Linked DNA regions of Homo sapiens: region 2 is linked to region 1. Evidence: read pairs that join two places in POLR2A ChIA-PET (ENCODE). Cell type or tissue: PC-3. All regions are shown on one strand. Each heading gives the region's core, and the rest is flanking DNA. Links, peaks and the distances in the headings are about the cores only.

Evidence for each region. ChIA-PET counts read pairs that join two places held together with the same protein. Peaks named below come from ENCODE experiments on the same cell type or tissue, not always from the same donor. Only the 100,000 strongest peaks of a DNase experiment are listed, where the experiment ranks them.
Region 2: POLR2A ChIA-PET joins it to region 1 with 14 read pairs; 2 of 35 experiments call an interaction of 5 or more read pairs at or near these places.

The regions. Positions count from the first base shown.
Region 1 is chr21:33,862,710-33,871,040 of GRCh38, reverse strand. It overlaps ITSN1 (intersectin 1), which reads right to left. Exons shown (of 40, transcript NM_003024.3): 32 at 5,707-5,890; 33 at 3,710-3,808. Among named protein-coding and RNA genes, the nearest start is that of ATP5PO, 49 kb to the left of the region's middle. In PC-3, for the core only: no CTCF peak of the experiment used is centred there; no DNase peak of the experiment used is centred there.
Region 2 is chr21:32,840,517-32,848,847 of GRCh38, reverse strand. It overlaps LOC124900470 (small nucleolar RNA SNORA70), which reads left to right and starts at 6,853; the gene lies at 6,853-6,987. It overlaps LOC124905012 (a long non-coding RNA gene), which reads left to right. Exons shown (of 2, transcript XR_007067846.1): 2 at 4,138-4,492. In PC-3, for the core only: a CTCF peak has its summit at 4,010; a DNase peak (open chromatin) is centred at 3,577; H3K27me3 peaks cover 4,776 bases.

The DNA of each region.
Region 1 (8,331 bases), core at 178-8,177:
TCCTGCCTCAGCCTCTCGAGCAGCTGGGATTACAGATACACATCATGTAGGGAACATGGCTGTGCTGCAACCAGGCAGGCATACGCAGATGTAAACAGCCTGCATGACTCAGGGGGATTAGAGTGCAGGTGCACAATTCTGTGCCATGTCCCATCTACCTGCTGTCTCTCAAGTGTTCTTCCAGCTCCCTGCCCCACGTTCACCCACTCCCCTCAGACCTCAGCTGGGCCTCAAACCTGACACACCATCACTCCCGGCTAATTTTTTCTGTGTTTTTAGTAGAGACAGGGTCTCACCCTGTTGGCCAGGCTAGTCTTGAACTCCTGACCTCAAGTGATCTACCCGTCTTGGTCTTCCAAAGTGCTGGTATTATGGGTGTGAGCCACTATGCCCAGATGAAAGTTTGGGTATTTTTTAGGTTGCTATGATCTAAATCCTTTAAGTTTAGGATTAGCATGTCTTTGAGACCATGCTAAGAATTTCTCCACATCAGTATCATAAAAATATTTAGTATTAGTACTTTAGCAGATTTCATATGTATCTCATAGCTGACCACTGTTTTCAATTCTCTTCTTAGTTCAGCTGGTTTTCAGTTCATTTTTGTGGGTGCTCTGGAAGAAATCAATCGTGTTTCTGCAAATAATGAGTTTTTTTCCCCCTTTTAAATATTTGGGCCATGCAGTCCTTTTCTTGTTTTAGTTTTTCTCCCATTGGCTAGATATAGAACACCTATTTTAAAAGCTTGTTTTCAACTTCAATTTGCAATTAAACATTGGGAGAAAAAAGAGAAGTACTGAGCTAATTAAATAGTAACTGTGGTGTTGGAAGAGAGAAAACAGTAAGTTGAAAACTTACTTCAAAACTAAGTATTTAACTCAGCCAAAGATCCACAGTGTATTTTGTGGAGTTGAGCTGGGGCTGGACTGAGGAGATGGCTTATGTGGGAGGGAGATTTGTCACATGTAAGAAGACTGAGCAAATAAGGAAACACATTGAGGATAATGAGAGCCAGGCTCTTCACAGAGTAGGGAGTTACAAAGGCAGAAGGGGAAAGGCTGGAAAAAATTCTGCAGTATTGGATTAGAATAGGAGGTACTGGTGTGAATTCATGAGTTCTAATATACATGGATAGATGGATCTAGAAATAAATATAAATATATGTGTATATACATTGGCATATGTAAATATGTGTGCATGAAAAGACATTCATATATTTCCCAGCTCTGCCACCGAGAGGAACACAAAACAAAATCACCCCAGTAGCAATGAGCACGCCAGTGCCCACATCTGAGTTTCTAAACACCATTTTCCATTAAAAGGAACCAGATCTAAAACCTCTTTCCAGGAGCTATACTCCCTGTGGTTTTACAAACATAGGCTCAGAGGACATCTAAATCTGTTCACTCATTTTACAGGTGGGGACACTGAAACCCTAATTTTGTTCTTTCTTTTTTCTTTTGGTATCGGCTTTCTCAAAGTGACAGGAGAAGAACAATCATCTAATATCAACACACAGTGTCTGACATGGTTTGGCTGCGCCTCCACCCAAATCTCATCTTGAATTGTAGTTCCCATAATTCCCACATGTTGTGGGAGAGACCAGGTGGAGATAATTGAATCGTTGGGGTGGCTTCCCCCATCCTGTTCTAGTGAGAGTGAGTGAGTTCTCACAATATCTGATGGTTTTGTAAGGGGTTTCCCCCTTCGCTGGGCTCCCATTCTTCTCCTTCTTGCCATTATGTGAAGAAGGATGTGTTTGCTTCCCCTTCCACCATGATTGTAAGTTTCCTGAGTCCTCCCCAGCCATGTGGAACTGAGTCAATTAAACCTCTTTCCTTATTAATTACCCAGTCTTGGGCAGTCCTTTACAACAGTGTGAGAATGGACTAATACAGTGTTTCACAATGGCCTTCTGAAGACAGGTCGTAGCATTACGTTTCTTTCTCTTTTCTGCTAAGAAAATCAAGGCCTAGAGGCACTGGGCCTGTCTTTAAGAAAGAGTCAAGGGAGAAAGGCACAGACCACAGACTGTTTCTGTGATTCCATGTTATTTTCTTCTAGAAAAAAAAAAATTAAAAAAAGAATCAACGACTAAGCTCTCATTTTCTGACTTACAAGGTAGAAGCCACTTGGTCACACATCTGAAGGCTGTGCAGTATTGAGAGGTGACAGCGTGCTGGCAGTCCTCACAGCCCTCGCTCGCTCTCGGTGCCTCCTCTGCCTGGGCTCCCACTTTGGCAGCACTTGAGGAGCCCTTCAGCCCACCACTGCACTCTGGGAGCCCCCTTCTGGGCTGGCCAAGGCCGAAGCCCCCTCCCTCAGCTTGCAGGGAGGTGTGGAGGGAGAGGCGCGAGCAGGAACCGGGGCTGCGTGCGGCGCTTGCGGGCCAGCTGGAGTTCCGGGTGGGCGTGGGCTTGGCGTGCCCCGCACTCGGAGCAGCCGGCCGGCCCTGCTGGCTCCGGGCAATGAGGGACTTAGCACCCGGGCCAGCGGCTGCGGAGGGTGTACTGGGTCCCCCAGCAGTGCCAGCCCACCGGCGCTGCGCTCGATTTCTCAGCGGGCCTTAGCTGCCTTCCCGCGGGGCAGGGCTCGGGACTGCAGCCCGCCATGCCTGAGCCTTCCCCTGCCTCCGTGGGTTCCTGTGCAGCCCGAGCCTCCCCGACGAGCGCCGCCCCCTGCTCCACGGCGCCCAGTCCCATCGACCACCCAAGGCCTGAGGAGTGCGAGTGCATGGCGCGAGACTGGCAGGCAGCTCCAGCTGCAGCCCCGGTGTGGGATCCACTGGGTGAAGCCAGCTAGGCTCCTGAGTCTGGTGGGGACGTGGAGAATCTTTATGTCTAGCTCAGGGATTGTAAAGGCACCAATCAGCCCCCTGTCAAAACAGGCCACTGGGCTCTACCAATCAGCAGGATGTGGGTGGGGCCAGATAAGAGAATAAAAGCAGGCTGCCCGAGCCAGCAGTGGCAACCGGCTCGGTCCCTTTCCACACCGTGGAAGCTTTGTTCTTTCACTCTTTGCAATAAATCTTGCTGCTGCTCACTCTTTGGGTCCACACTGCTTTTATGAGCTGTAACACCGCGAAAGTCTGCAGCTTCACTCCTGAGCTAGCGAGACCACGAGCCCACCGGGAGGAACGAACAACTCCAGACGCGCTGCCTTAAGAGCTGTAACACTCACCGCGAAGGTCTGCAGCTTCACTCTTGAGCCAGCGAGACCACGAACCCACCAGAAGGAAGAAACTCCGAACACATCTGAACATCAGAAGGAACAAACTCCAGACGCGCCACCTTAAGAGCTGTAACACTCACCGCGAGGGTCTGCGGCTTCATTCTTGAAGTCAGTGAGACCAAGAACCCACCAATTCCGGACACAGTATTAGCTCTCTTTTTTTTTTTTTTTTTTAATAGAGATAGGGTCTCATTATGCTGCCCAGGCTGGGCTTGAACTTCTGGGCTCAAGCGATCTGCCCACCTCGGCCTCCCAAAGTGCTGGGATTACAGGCGCGGGCCACCGTGCCCAGCCAGCTCTTTGCGTGATAAACCAGCTTTTCTTTCTGAGTTACCAAGCAGACCTCTGTGACACCTTGTTGTCTCGTGCTTTCTACACAACAGTTACCAGATATGTTCACTGGGAATCTTGTCCATGACCCCAGCCCTCTCCAATGCAGAGAAAGCCGTCCCCTGCTTGAAAAGGCAAGACAGGTACTTACATTTTTAATGATCAGTGGGTATCTTGTTACCCGTTGCATAGGCTTCAGTATAAAACTAGAGAGTGGCATCCCTTTACACCGAGGATCCATTGCCAATCTCTGAAATGAGATGTTTTTAAATGTACTTAAGAAACTTGCAAAATCCAAAGTTAGTGACATCAATACTAATGTCAGTGAGGACTCTCCACCCATTATCTCATTTATCTGGATGACAACTGAGAGACCTGGGGTTGGAAGGGCCTGACTAGTTACCCTGTCCAGGATGACACACTTTCCAGATGGAGAATGGAGACCCACAGATGTGACTCAGCCAGCAGGGTTAAGCCCTGCACTCTGGATTCAGCATACCCTCCATGGCATGCATGGTTCCTTATGCACAGAGATGAGATTCTGGCTTTACACAGAATATTTCGTCTGGATGTCTGCAGAAACTTTATAACATTCCCAGGAACAAGAGTCACAAGACTATACGGTTAGAGGAAAAATTCCCCTTACACCCCAGAACTGCTGGAAGGGCTAAATCTCATTGTCTAGTTTTGAGTGGAGCCTGCACGTGCCTCTGGGAACTCCAGGCAGGGCTGAGAAAGAGGAGCTCAGACAACGGGGGTCAAGACTCCAGTTTCAGGGTCTGGCCACTTAGCTGTCAAAGGCTGTGGTCTGGTTTAATGCCTTAGAAACGGGCAGCTGCATTGACTGGAGCCCTGAGACCTGATAACTGTCTCCAGGGACCGGGACCTGCTCCAGCTGTGGACACCATCATTCCAGGAACACCTCGCAGCTGGCAACGACGTGCCACATTCCCACTGAGAGGAGGTGGGGAGAGGTGAAGAGGAGAGGGGCGGGGAGGGACAATGAGGCCCCTGCTCTGGGCTGGTGTCAGCACTTTCCTGAAGTTCAAGTGCATCCAACAATGAACTCATCTTGCTCGGGCCTAGGAAGAGCCCAGCCCTTGGCTGAAACCCTAGGTGGTCCATGGCGCCCAGCAGCTCAGCATCTGCTCTCTCGTCTCCATCCACCCAAGGCCTCCTTCTTAGCAATCTTTCTCCCCTTGGAATGACCTCAGAGTGCCCCATGCCTTGGCTGGCAAGTCTAGGCTGAGAAACACCATGAGAGGCAGAAACAACAAGCTCACATGAGGCTCTGACCAAGAAGAGGCTGCGCTTGTGCCTCACCACAGTGATTCCACAAGCACCACTCTAGGACAGGTGAGGATGGCCTGTCTCCAAAATGCATGAGATCCAAAGATATGCCTGTTATTATTATTTTGTTGTTTATTCATCAAAAGATACCTGTTTCACAGAAGCTATTTTATTCTCTTCCTCCTTTTTTTCTCCAGGAGATGTGGGGGCTGTTTGAATGGCCCAGCACGGCCAGCAGAGACCCACACTGGCCAAGGCCAAGTCCCAGAGCTGCAGGTCTTCCAGCAGTATCCGCATTACCTCCCCAAACATCCCCTGGTGGACTCCCAACTCTCCAGATCCCTGCTACCTCCAAGGAAGAGGTCCTGGCATCCCACACTGACTCCCACAGGCTGTCTAAGGCGGGAGCACATCAAGCAGAACCAACTGCGAAAGGAATGAAGGGGCCACTGGGAGTCCTGGCCATTCCCTCTGCAAGTGAAGGGCAGAGACCAGCAAAGAACTGAGGATGTGGCGATTAAACACAAGAGGAAATCTAAGACCTGCCTGGGCCTTGCAAATGAAATGAAAGATTTAAACATGCATCCAAATAACACCAATAGCATCTGGAAAACAGATCCCTAAAGACACTTTCAAAGCTTCCAAGCCCAGGGTTCACCCCTCCTCTCCAAGCCCACCCCTTTGGTGACAGCCACACTTGCCAGTGAGTGCCAGTCCCCTAAGGCTTAGCCAAGACCCTAGGCCCTGTTGGCCTCTAGTGGGAACACTCTTGCAGACTTTTGAATTAGCCCCTCACACATCCAGCTGCCCAAAGATCGCCACTCTGGGGCCCAGTCTCTGCACAGCCTGGCTCCTTACTTTGACGAACTCCTTGAAGTCTGGGGCCTCATCCGTCTTCTGCTGGATCAGGGCAGCCCCGTTGAGCTGGCGGCTGCAGAAGCGGATGTAGGGCTGCATGTGCGGCAGCTGTGCGCTCAGGATGTCTCCAATCATCTTCACAGGCATCTTCTCCCCGGACATCTTCTTGCGGACTCTCAGCGCTCTGCACGGAAACACGGGAGGTGAGCCCCCTGCTTTCACGCTATCTGACAGCACCACAGCACACTTAGGTTGCACAGAAACAGAATGTGTGTGAGGGGCACAGCCTTAAGGGCCACTAAAGGATCTATTTGGGAGACAAGGAATGGAGAAAGAAATGAGTCTAGGGCTACAGAGAGGTAGCACCAGAGCATTTTTCTTTGGCAGAGTGGCTGTTTGTTACAATTTGTTTTTCTTGTGCAGAAATATGGAGTTTTTTTCTTGAACAACTCAAATGGGTCCCCTGTGTCGATGCCTCACTACACAGATTATCGGTGGTGAAAGCCCCAGGTTGATGTGGCCTGAGCACTGATCCTATTTCCAGGAGACACTTCTGCCCAAGGGAAGTTGCTATTGCCAGAGGATGGGGAAGGATGATTTTTGGCTAAAAAGAACATAATTAAGATGGCAAAACAAATGCCTTGGCAAAATAATCCCATGAGATTCAGCAAAAGCCAGGTATAAATGACTGTTTGAAGTATCTCTGTGATTCGCTGCTTCATTGCTAGAGCTGAGTTAACTAAATTAAGAGGAGTTCGGAAAAGAGGTCTATTACTATGATAATGGGCCAATGAACCCAAAAAATGTATATCCTGGAATTCAGGAGAGGTGTTGATGGGACTGGGAAGTGTGTGTTCTGGGGTCTGCCTGCAGTGTGAGTGCTCAGAGCTATGGTAACTAGGACTGTGCTTCCCCTCTCCCAACTTCAACATGTGAACCCTTAACACCAGCATCTGGAAGAAGGGCATGGCACTGAGCTTATACACGGTAAGGACAGCAAGGTACTACATGGCAGGACCACAACATGAAGCCATGGGTGTGTTCAGCTATCCTAGTTAGTGATCATGGGTGGATGGATGGGTAGATGGAACAAAATGGTATAACCTATGACTTTAACACAAGGCTGGGAGGATGTCCCTATTGAATGCCTTTGGCTGCTTTCATGGTCATGTTGGAGAAGCCTTTGAGGTACGGGGCGGGCTATTGAATTCCAAGGAAGCTCTGCAATATTTATATTAGGCTTTAAAAACTTCAGATCACTTTCTTTTCTTTCTCCCACATTTTTGGCTAAAATAAAGTCCCTTGGACCGGGCAAGCCAAGGAGAAAAACTTAGGGACCATAAATGATGTGGTGTGAGCAGTCAGCGATTCCACCTGAAGTGGATGCCCTCATGGGGAGATCAGCACTGGCTGCCTCTGGGGTGTGGGGAGCAGTGGCAGCTTGGTGTCCTCAGGATGGCCCAAAGGCCACTGCCCCATTGAGGGGTTGGTGTGAAATACCACAACGAGCAAAAATGTGCTCAAGGGTGATGACACCAATAATTTGGGGGGATGAGAGCCCTGGATAGCCACGTTATAAACTTGCAATGAATGGAAACAGGAAGAAATTCCATCATTCCATCATTTTCCTATGAGGAGTAGTTTTTTTAACAAGTGAATAAAAAGTACTTTCACCCTTTCCTTCTCCTATTTTGTTTTGTTTTGTTTGAGACAGAGTCTCACTCTGTAGCCCAGGCTGGAGTGCAGTGGTGCAATCCCAGCTCTACAACCTCCACCTCAGTCTCCCGAGTGGCTGGGACTACAGGCACCCGCCACCATGCCCAGCTAATTTTTATTTTTTTAGTAGAGATGGGGTTTCGCCATGTTGGCCAGGCTGGTCTCGAACTGCTGACCTCAAGTGATCCACCCACCTTGGCCTCCCAAAGTGCTGGGATTATAGGCATGAGCCACCGTGCCCGGCCCCGGCCGCTGGCCTGTTTTTTATTAAAGGATGAAGGAGACAAGAAGAAAAGAAAAGAAGAAAGAGCATCTGCAGACAGTGATTGTCTTGAGGAATTAGTTCCTGGGTTCTGCAGACCCACACTTGTAGAACAGAGTTACCCAACCAGCAGACAGGCCTAAAATTAAAGCCTGATTTACTATGGACTAGGCACCTATTAGATTCAGTCATGGGTCTTCGTCCAGGATGGTCTACTGTATAGGCAAAGACTTATGAAGACCGCAAGGTGTTACCAGGCCCAGGGATCATGTGACTCGGCTGCTGCAGCCACAGCCCTAAGAGTACTCTGCTTGCGGTGAGCTGATCGGCAGTCTCCTAGAAAGGTTTACAGATGAGAGGACTTGAACTGCAAAAGGCAATTAACTGGCTAACAAATGTTTCAAAGAGCGCTCAATGATTGCTGAACACATGAGTGTCTGTAACCCTCTGAAGTCTGCAGACCAAGTGGACAGTCATGGAACTAGCATTTATTAATGCTTCCTATGTGTCAAACAGAGTTTTACATATATTATTATCCCCATTTCCTATTGGGGAAACTCAGGCATGCAGAAATTCAGTGACTTGACCCAAGTCTCAGAGCTAATAGGTGACAGAGGTAACCCTGGAACCCAGGTCTGACTCCAGAG
Region 2 (8,331 bases), core at 133-8,132, 1.0 Mb after region 1:
GAATAAAGCAAGAGCATTAGGCTGCTAGAGAGAATAAGTGGGACAGCCTTCGTCCCAGATATGATTGAATCATTTTTTATGAAGTCGTCCAAGCCTATAGAATGTTCTGCACCTGTGAGTCCTTATGCCAAAATTGGTCATTTAAATCTGAGGATGGGAATGGGAGAGAAAGTCACAAACAACTCAATAGCAAACAATACTATGGCTGCACACAGAACAGACCCGAGTGGTCTCTCTCCCTTTCCCATTTCTCCTTACCACTCCCAGAACTTTGCAAACATCTTCCTCTAAAATCCATTCCTTTCCCATCAACCCTAAATTTTTTTTTCCTACATCATCACATTTTGGGCGTTTCAAAGACAGAGGCCGGGACTGATGAAGAACTTCAGGTTAAGAAAATGCATATGTTTGGTGAAAACTTTTTGGAGAAATATGCTTAGAGAAATGGCATTTTCCTATGGATTTTACAGTGCAGTGATTCCCTTACAATGGAAAACCACAGAAAATGCGGGGGTTTCAGTAATCAGGTCATCTGTTTGGGGCAGATTTCTCCATACAATCCACAAGATTACAAAGAACGCAGAGGGGAGTAAAACTAAAGCTGACCTAAGTTCCATGCAAGAGTTGAAGAGAAATGAATAAATACTTAGGGCTGCTTATTGTCTTACTCCTTATGAGAAACAAAGGCTGCTGATGGAAAGCATTGTTAATAGCACACTATAGGCTAAAATACAAAGCCTTCCTACTCTAAAAAAGAGCTGAGGCTAAAGCAAGCAAGCAAGCAAGCTAGCTAGCTGCATCATTAGCAGGAAGGGATGGGCATGGCGCACAGGTCTCTACAGAAGGAAATGCCGTTGACCTACATGGAAAGATTTTCATGGTGGTAAAGCCTCAGTCACCCAGTGACCATGGGCAGGTCTCTTAACCTCTTTGAGCTTCCCCATCCCATCTGTAAAATGGAAAGAACAGCATCTCATGCTGTTATTGTAATGGATAATTTATGTGTTACACAATGCCTAGTCCAGCAAACAAATATATGTAAATATTTCCCATATATATATATATAGAATAAATAGTGGACAGGCACGGTGGCTCATGCCTGTAATCCCAGCACTATGGGAGGCTGAGGCAGGCAATCCCTTGAGCCGAGGAGTTTGAGGCCATTCTGGGCAACATGGTGAAACCCCGTCTCTACAAAAAATAGAAAGAGTAGCTGGGCATGGTGGTAAGTGCCTGTACTCCAAGCTACTTGGGAAGCTGAGGTGGGGGGATCAGCTGAGCCTGGGGAGGTTGAGGCTGCAGTGAGCCATGATTGTGCCACTGCACTCCAGCCTGGGGAACCCTGTCTCAAAAAAAAAGATAAAAAAGGAATATATATTCTTATGAGGTTTCTGAGCAATTGCAACTGGCTGAAGCAGAAAAATCCTAGTGTTTTATGATGTATCTAAAAGCCCAGTGGAAAACAGAGGGTGATGGCTGTGGCTGAATGAGCTACCCGATCAGTAAACCTCAGGTTGGTGTTGCATCCCCCAGTGAGGCTTAATTCATCTAACGTCAGGTCTGGATGTCAGTCTCCCTTATCTTACAGATGAGGAAGCTGAGGTTCAAATTAACATGGGGTTAAATCTCAGGCCTCCTGATCACCAGTCTAGTAATGTTCTTCCCCTTCAGCACATTCCTTCTAAAGGAAAGGTTGTAATGCCGTAACCTGGTTTATCTTTTGACACGTAACTCTTATTTTATCTGTACAAAATGGGGCATTTGTGTGGGTTCACTGAGTTTTCTGAAGTAACATTGGTTCAGTACTTTTTGCCTTTTAGGCTTGTTTATGAATCTGTGAGATCTATTTTTAGAAGTTAATTACAAAGTCTACCTTTTTTCCAGTTAAATGCCTAGGTTGTGGTTATTGTTGTTTTGTTACTTATAAAGTAAAATAAGCAGAAAAAAACCCCGAAAAACAAAATAACCTATTTGTTATTTTAAATCTTCTAAAATATAACATCAAAAATACATTTTTCGGCCGGGCGTGGTGGCTAATGCCTGTAATCCCAGCACTTTGGGAGGCCGAGACGGGCAGATCACGAGGTCAGGAGATCGAGACCATCCTGGCTAACACGGTGAAACCTCGTCTCTACTAAAAATACAAAAAATTAGCCAGGCATGGTGGCAGGCACCTGTAATCCAAGCTACTCGGGAGGCTGAGGCAGGAGAATGGCATGTACCCGGGAGGCAGAGATTGCAGTGAGCCAAGATTGCGCCACTGCACTCCAGCCTGGAGGACAGAGCGAGACTCCGTCTCAAAAAGAAAAAAAAAAAATTCACATTAAAAAATCCATTGATTTGAGAAAACTGTACTTAAACCATGGCCCCAGGGTGAAATGAATGGTGAGTGGGAATGCCAATTAAAACAGATGGGAGGAGAAACGTACTTGCATTACCTTACACAGGTTTTCTAGGATTCCCTAAGTTCCCCAGAAACCTCTAGAAGGTGTTTGTTTTCTCTTTTGCCATCTCCCTTTCTGGGAAGGCTGCCAGAGTCCCTTCACCCCGAGCACCCATTCAACATAAAGCACCAGAGAGGCTAACACGGCTGCCACTTCCAGGCAGGGCTCAGGTTAGGATATTAGCTGCTCATGGCTTGGCTACATATTGCTTTGATTCAGTATTAGCGGCATCCTGCTGTGGTAAATATTATCTTTTAGAGAAAGGGATCCAGAAAGAGACGTCTAAAGCCCCCAAGACAAATTTCATCGTTTTACCCAGTACAAGCCCATGGCAGATCTATACAAGAGCCACCGTTCTCTAACTAAAAATGGGGCCAGGGCACTGAGTCCTATGTGAAAGGAGTGTAATGATGAGGTTGGAAAAAAACAAAAACAAAAAACAAAGAGGCTGTGCAGTCAGGGGACATGGTTTTGAATTTTATTTTATTCCCGCTCACCATTCGTTCACCCTGGGGCCATGGTTTAAGTACAGTTTTCTCAAATCAATAGATTTTTTAATGTGAAAAATGTATTGTTGATGTTATATTTTAAAAGATTCAAAATAACAAATAGGTTATTTTGTGTTTTTTGGGTTTTATTCTGCTTATTTTACTTCATAAGTAACAGAACAACAATAACCATGACCTAGGCATTTAACTGGAAAAAAAGTAGACTTGGTAATTAACTTCTAAAAATAGATCTCACAGATTCATAAACATGCCTAAAAGGCAAAAAGTACTGGACCAAGCTGTGTGGCCTCAGTTATTTAGTTTATTCACTTAGGTATTCAATTATTTAATTCTTCATCTAGAAGATGGAGGTGATAATAATATCTCCCTCATGAGGTTAAAAGTAAAGATTAAATAAGCAGACACATATAACACACACATACAGTACTTACAACACAGTCATGTGGTTCATAAGTGTTAGCTGCTGTCAATGGATATTCACAAGACCCTCTAGTGAATGTTCACTAGTGTTCAAAGTTTGGGCCTTGGACCAGAAGAATGGACATCAACTTGTCAGCAATGCAGAATCTCAAGCCTCGCCCCACAACTGCTGAATCAGAATCTGCACTTTCGTAAAGCACTCCGATGATTCATGCGTCCATGAAAGTTGGAGGAATGCTGGCTTAGAACACACACTCCAGACTTGTCCCTTGAGGCTTTGGCTGGGTGGCATTGAAATGAATGCTGAAGTCTTCAGCTTGGATCTCCCATATGCTAGCACACTACCCAGTGGTGTGGGCTGCCAGGCTGGTTATTTAATGAGTTTTATGATACATTAAATCTTCCAGACCTCACGGCAATTTGACCATTAAAGAAATAACTTTTTTTAAGGTAGCCCAAAACAAGCCAACTCAAGCGAATAATGGGATTAGCGCGGTGATATTGAAATCAGAGTCAGACCACGTGAGTCAGTCTCCATCAATCACGGCTGCTGTCCTCACAGCTGATTGTGGCACATTGTTTCATCAAATTAAACACCAAAGGGATGTTGTAAAGGCAGCATATGGTCCTCTTTCAAAAGTAGTTAGCCTGGCATTGCACAAGTGGCCTCATGGTGGCTCCCCTGAAACCTTCTGAATCAACATATTAAGGGTATTTGCTTTCGCAAAACAATGACTCATAAAAGTGGTTGCTTTTAATTGCAGGCTTGATAACGTTGTCGTCGGAAGCAAGTCCAGGATGTGAGATGGGAAGGAGAGTAGATGGACTCATGATGAAAGGACAGAAATCAACTGCCATCTTTTCCTGTTCTCCCATTGCAGTGGCAGTGATCACAGAGGAGAGATGCCTATGTTCACCTCTTCCACCTGGATGGATGCTGAGCTCTTAGAAATTGACTTTCCAGGGGATACAGAGGCTCATGCCTATAGTCCCAGAACTTTGGGAGGCCGAGGTGGAAGGATGGCTAGAGGCCAGGAGTTTGAAGCTGCAGTGAGCTTGAGACCAGCTTGAGACTAGACCCTGTCTCTATAAAAAATGTTTAATAAAAACTTAGCTGGGTATAGTGGCATGTATCTGTAGTCCTAGCTACTTGGAAGGCTGACATGAGAGGATGGCTATGTCCAGGAGTTCAAGGCTGCAGTGAGTGAGCTGTGATTGCTTCACTGCACTTCAGCCTGGGTGACAAAGCAAGATCCTGACTCAAAAAAAGCCAGGGGGAGTAGGAATAAAAGAAAAGAAAGCAATAGACTTTTCTCCCTCTCTATTAGGCAAAAGCAGACTGGGGATGGTTTTAGAATCAAGGCAAGAATAAAGACATGTGGCTAAAAGACCTGCTGGAGGGGGAGAGGATGTCCTCAGGAGAGACAGAGGACAGACTTCGCAGAGGGGCTGGTGAAGGGCAGCTGTGTCAGCCTCTGGTGGCTCCGGTAGAACCCTCGTAGTTTTTGATGCACCAGCTAGATGATACTGGAAGGTGAGGCCAGCCCAAGTCTGACTTTCAAGAGAAAGTCATTAGGCAATATTAGGAGTGATGTTTGGTTGCTATTTTGCATGTATGTGGCTGACCTTTGCTCCATGAATGTGATGGATTAGCCAACGTGTGATTAGTGAATAGCAAACCTCACAGCGCCCCTGTGAGCTCAGCATGAAAGGAATGATGTCATATCATAGGTAGCAGGTCACCTGAGCCATATACCTCTCTTGCAACTGCAACTCTTATCCCACCCTCCCCTCAAAGTGCCCCCAAAATAAGAGGGCTTGACCAGCCTTGGCGCAGGGTTGGAGACTGCATGGGTCACCTCCCACCTTCTGGTTTGTATGTGACCCTTTGTCACTTATGACCACACAGTTGCCACCATTCCTGGGGGCAGCCCTAAGTCCACAGCCCCCTTTTATGTCTGCTCAGAGGTAAACACAACTAAGAGAACTAAGGGAACATTTGAATCACAGCCTGAAAAAAGGTATTATTATTGGCTGGGCGCAGTGGCTCACGCCTGTAATCCCAGCACTTTGGGAGGCCAAGGCGGAAGGATCACTTAAGCTCAGGAGTTCAAGATCACCCTGGGCAACGTGGTGAAACCCCTTCTTGCTAAAATAAAAAAAATTAGCCAGGCATGGTGGCTGTAATCCCAGCTACTTGGGAGGCTGAGGCACCAGAATTGCTTGAACCCAGGAGGCAGAGGTTGCAGTGAGCTGAGATGGCACCACTGCACTTCAGCCTGGGTGACAGAGTGAGACTGTCTCAAAAATTAAAATTAAAATTAAATAAAAGATATTATTATTATTATTATTATTCAACAGCAAGACATGACCTTTCATTTTTCAAAATCAACTGAAGGGGATAAAAATAAAAGTGAAAGTCTTGTCAGCTGACTCCTTTACCAACCTTCCCCTTCTGTCCAAGAGTAGCCACTGGTGCTGGCATGTTCTCTACCCCGAAAAGGATCTTAGATGATGCCTGGTCAGCTTCCCAGTGGATACAGAAATCTCCTCAACACTGAGAATGAACCAAGATGCCTTGGTAAAATCATCCTACTGATAATACTTCACAAATAACACAGCCTTTTCCCTTGAGAGTTGGGAAATACTGGTTTTTACCCCAATTTATTAAACTCTGGCAGCATGATACAGTATCGTAGGGGTGCTATTTTACCCTTCATAAAACAGACGTGGGTTCTACCATGTCTAGGCTTCTGCAGAGGCCTCAGAAAACTTCCAGTGATGGCGGACGGTGGAAGGCAGGCACATCACATGGTTGGAGTAGGAACAAGAGAGAGAGGGGGAAGGGGCTACACACTTTTAAACAACCAGGTCTCACCAGAACTCACTCACTATCCTGAGGACAACATCGAAGGGGTAGCGCTAAACCACTTATGAGAATTCATGAGCACCCATGAGCCAATCGCCTCCCACCAGGCCACACCTCCAACATTGGGAACCTCCTTCCTACCAGTGGGCAAAAAGCAATAAATCACTAGGTAACCAGGACAATTCAATCCATGAGTAGCCACAGAAGTGACCTCAAAATTCCAAGTTATTTTTCTTGACCAAACAAAACTTTTAAAACTTCAAATAGAGGAAGTTGTGTCAACAGTTGCTAAGGTCATTATCTACTGAAGAGATTATTAGTAAAAGGAAGATTATATAAGAAATGGAACTCACCTACTGGTCTGATTAAGAAAATTCAGCATGGAAAGACTTCAATCAGAAAAGTGAGAGAAATATTTCATTCCTGCTTGAATAACAGGGGTATTTTAAAGGAAAACATGTGTGCCACAGAGTGGAGAGTGAGCTCGTCCAAGACAAGACTTAGATCATATCCTTAGCTGTGGCAAGACGAGGTGGCTCCTGGTATAGGATTCATGGGGGTTGGCAACTGTATTAGTCTTTTCTCACATTGCTATGAAGAAATACCCAATCTGCAACCAATTAAGCTGACTGAATTCCTTTCCTCCCGGGGGCCAGGTGTGCAATGGCTGCAAACAGCAGCTTCCTTGGTAGTGTACGCAGCCTGTTTCTTGTATGCGTTGCTCTAAGGGACCTTGGAGACAGGCCCTTCAGATGGATGTTCATGTCTCTGACCTTGTATTACCCCAATGTATGCTCCAAACAGACATGCGAGGTGCCTTTGGAAAACCCCAGGGCACTGTGGCCGGGGTTCACATTGTACCACGGTTATCATGTCCATCTGCACCAAGCTGCAGAACAAGGAGCATGTGATTGAGGCCCTGCGCAGGGCCAAGTTCAAGTTCCCTGGCCACCCCAAAGATCCACATCTCAAAGAAGTGAGACTTCACCAAGTTCAATGCAGATGAATTTGAAGACATGGTGGCTGAGAAGCGGCTCATCCCAGATGGCTGTGGGATCAAGTACATCCCTAGTCGTGGCCCTCTGGACAAGTGGCAGGCCCTGCACTCATGAGGGCTTCGACTGTGCTGCCCCCTCTTAATACTCACTAATAAATCCTACTTCCTGTCCAAAAAAAAAAGAGGAAGAAATACCCGAGAATGGATAATTTACAAAGAAGAGTTTTGAGGCTGGGTGCGGTGGTTCACGCCTGTAATCCCAGCATTTTGGGAGGTGGAGGCAGGTGGATCATGAGGTCAAGAGTTCAAGACCAGCCTGACCAACATGGTAAAACCCAGTCTCTACTAAAAATACAAAAATTAGCCAGGCGTGGTGGCGGACACCTGTAATCCCAGCTACTCAGGAGGCTGAGGTAGGGGAATCGCTTGAACCTGGGAGGCAGGGTTGCAGTGAGCTGAGATCATGCCACTGCACTCCAGCCTAGGTGACAAAGCGAGACTCCATCTCAAACAAAAAAAAAGAGTTTTGATTAGCTCACAGTTCTGCATGCTGTCCAGGAAACATGATGCTGAGATCTGCTCAGCTTCTGCAGAGGCCTCAGAAAACTTCCAATGATGGTGGGCAGTGGAAAGCAGGCACATCACATGGCTGGAGTAGGAACAAGAGAGAGAGGGAGATGGTGCTACACACTTTTAAACAACCAGATCTCACCAGAACTCACTCACTATCCTGAGGACAGCATCATGGCGGTGGTGCCAAACCATTTATGAGAATTCATGAGCACCCATGAAACAATCACCTCCCACCAGACCACACCTCCAACAATGGGGATTACAATTTGACATGAGATTTGGTGGGGACGCAGGTCCAAACCATATCAGTGACCACGTACGAACTTAACCGCTCAGCTAAAATAATGACTACATGTAACCAACTTAAATGATCTTAATAAACTCGTAACCCTGGCGTTCGGGCCACCTTGGGATCTGCGGTAGCTGAAGCATAACAACCAACCAACCTGCTGGGGGAAGATGCGATTCAAAACACACCTGCGGTAAGTTATTTTTTGGTATCAATTTAAAGCCCAAACA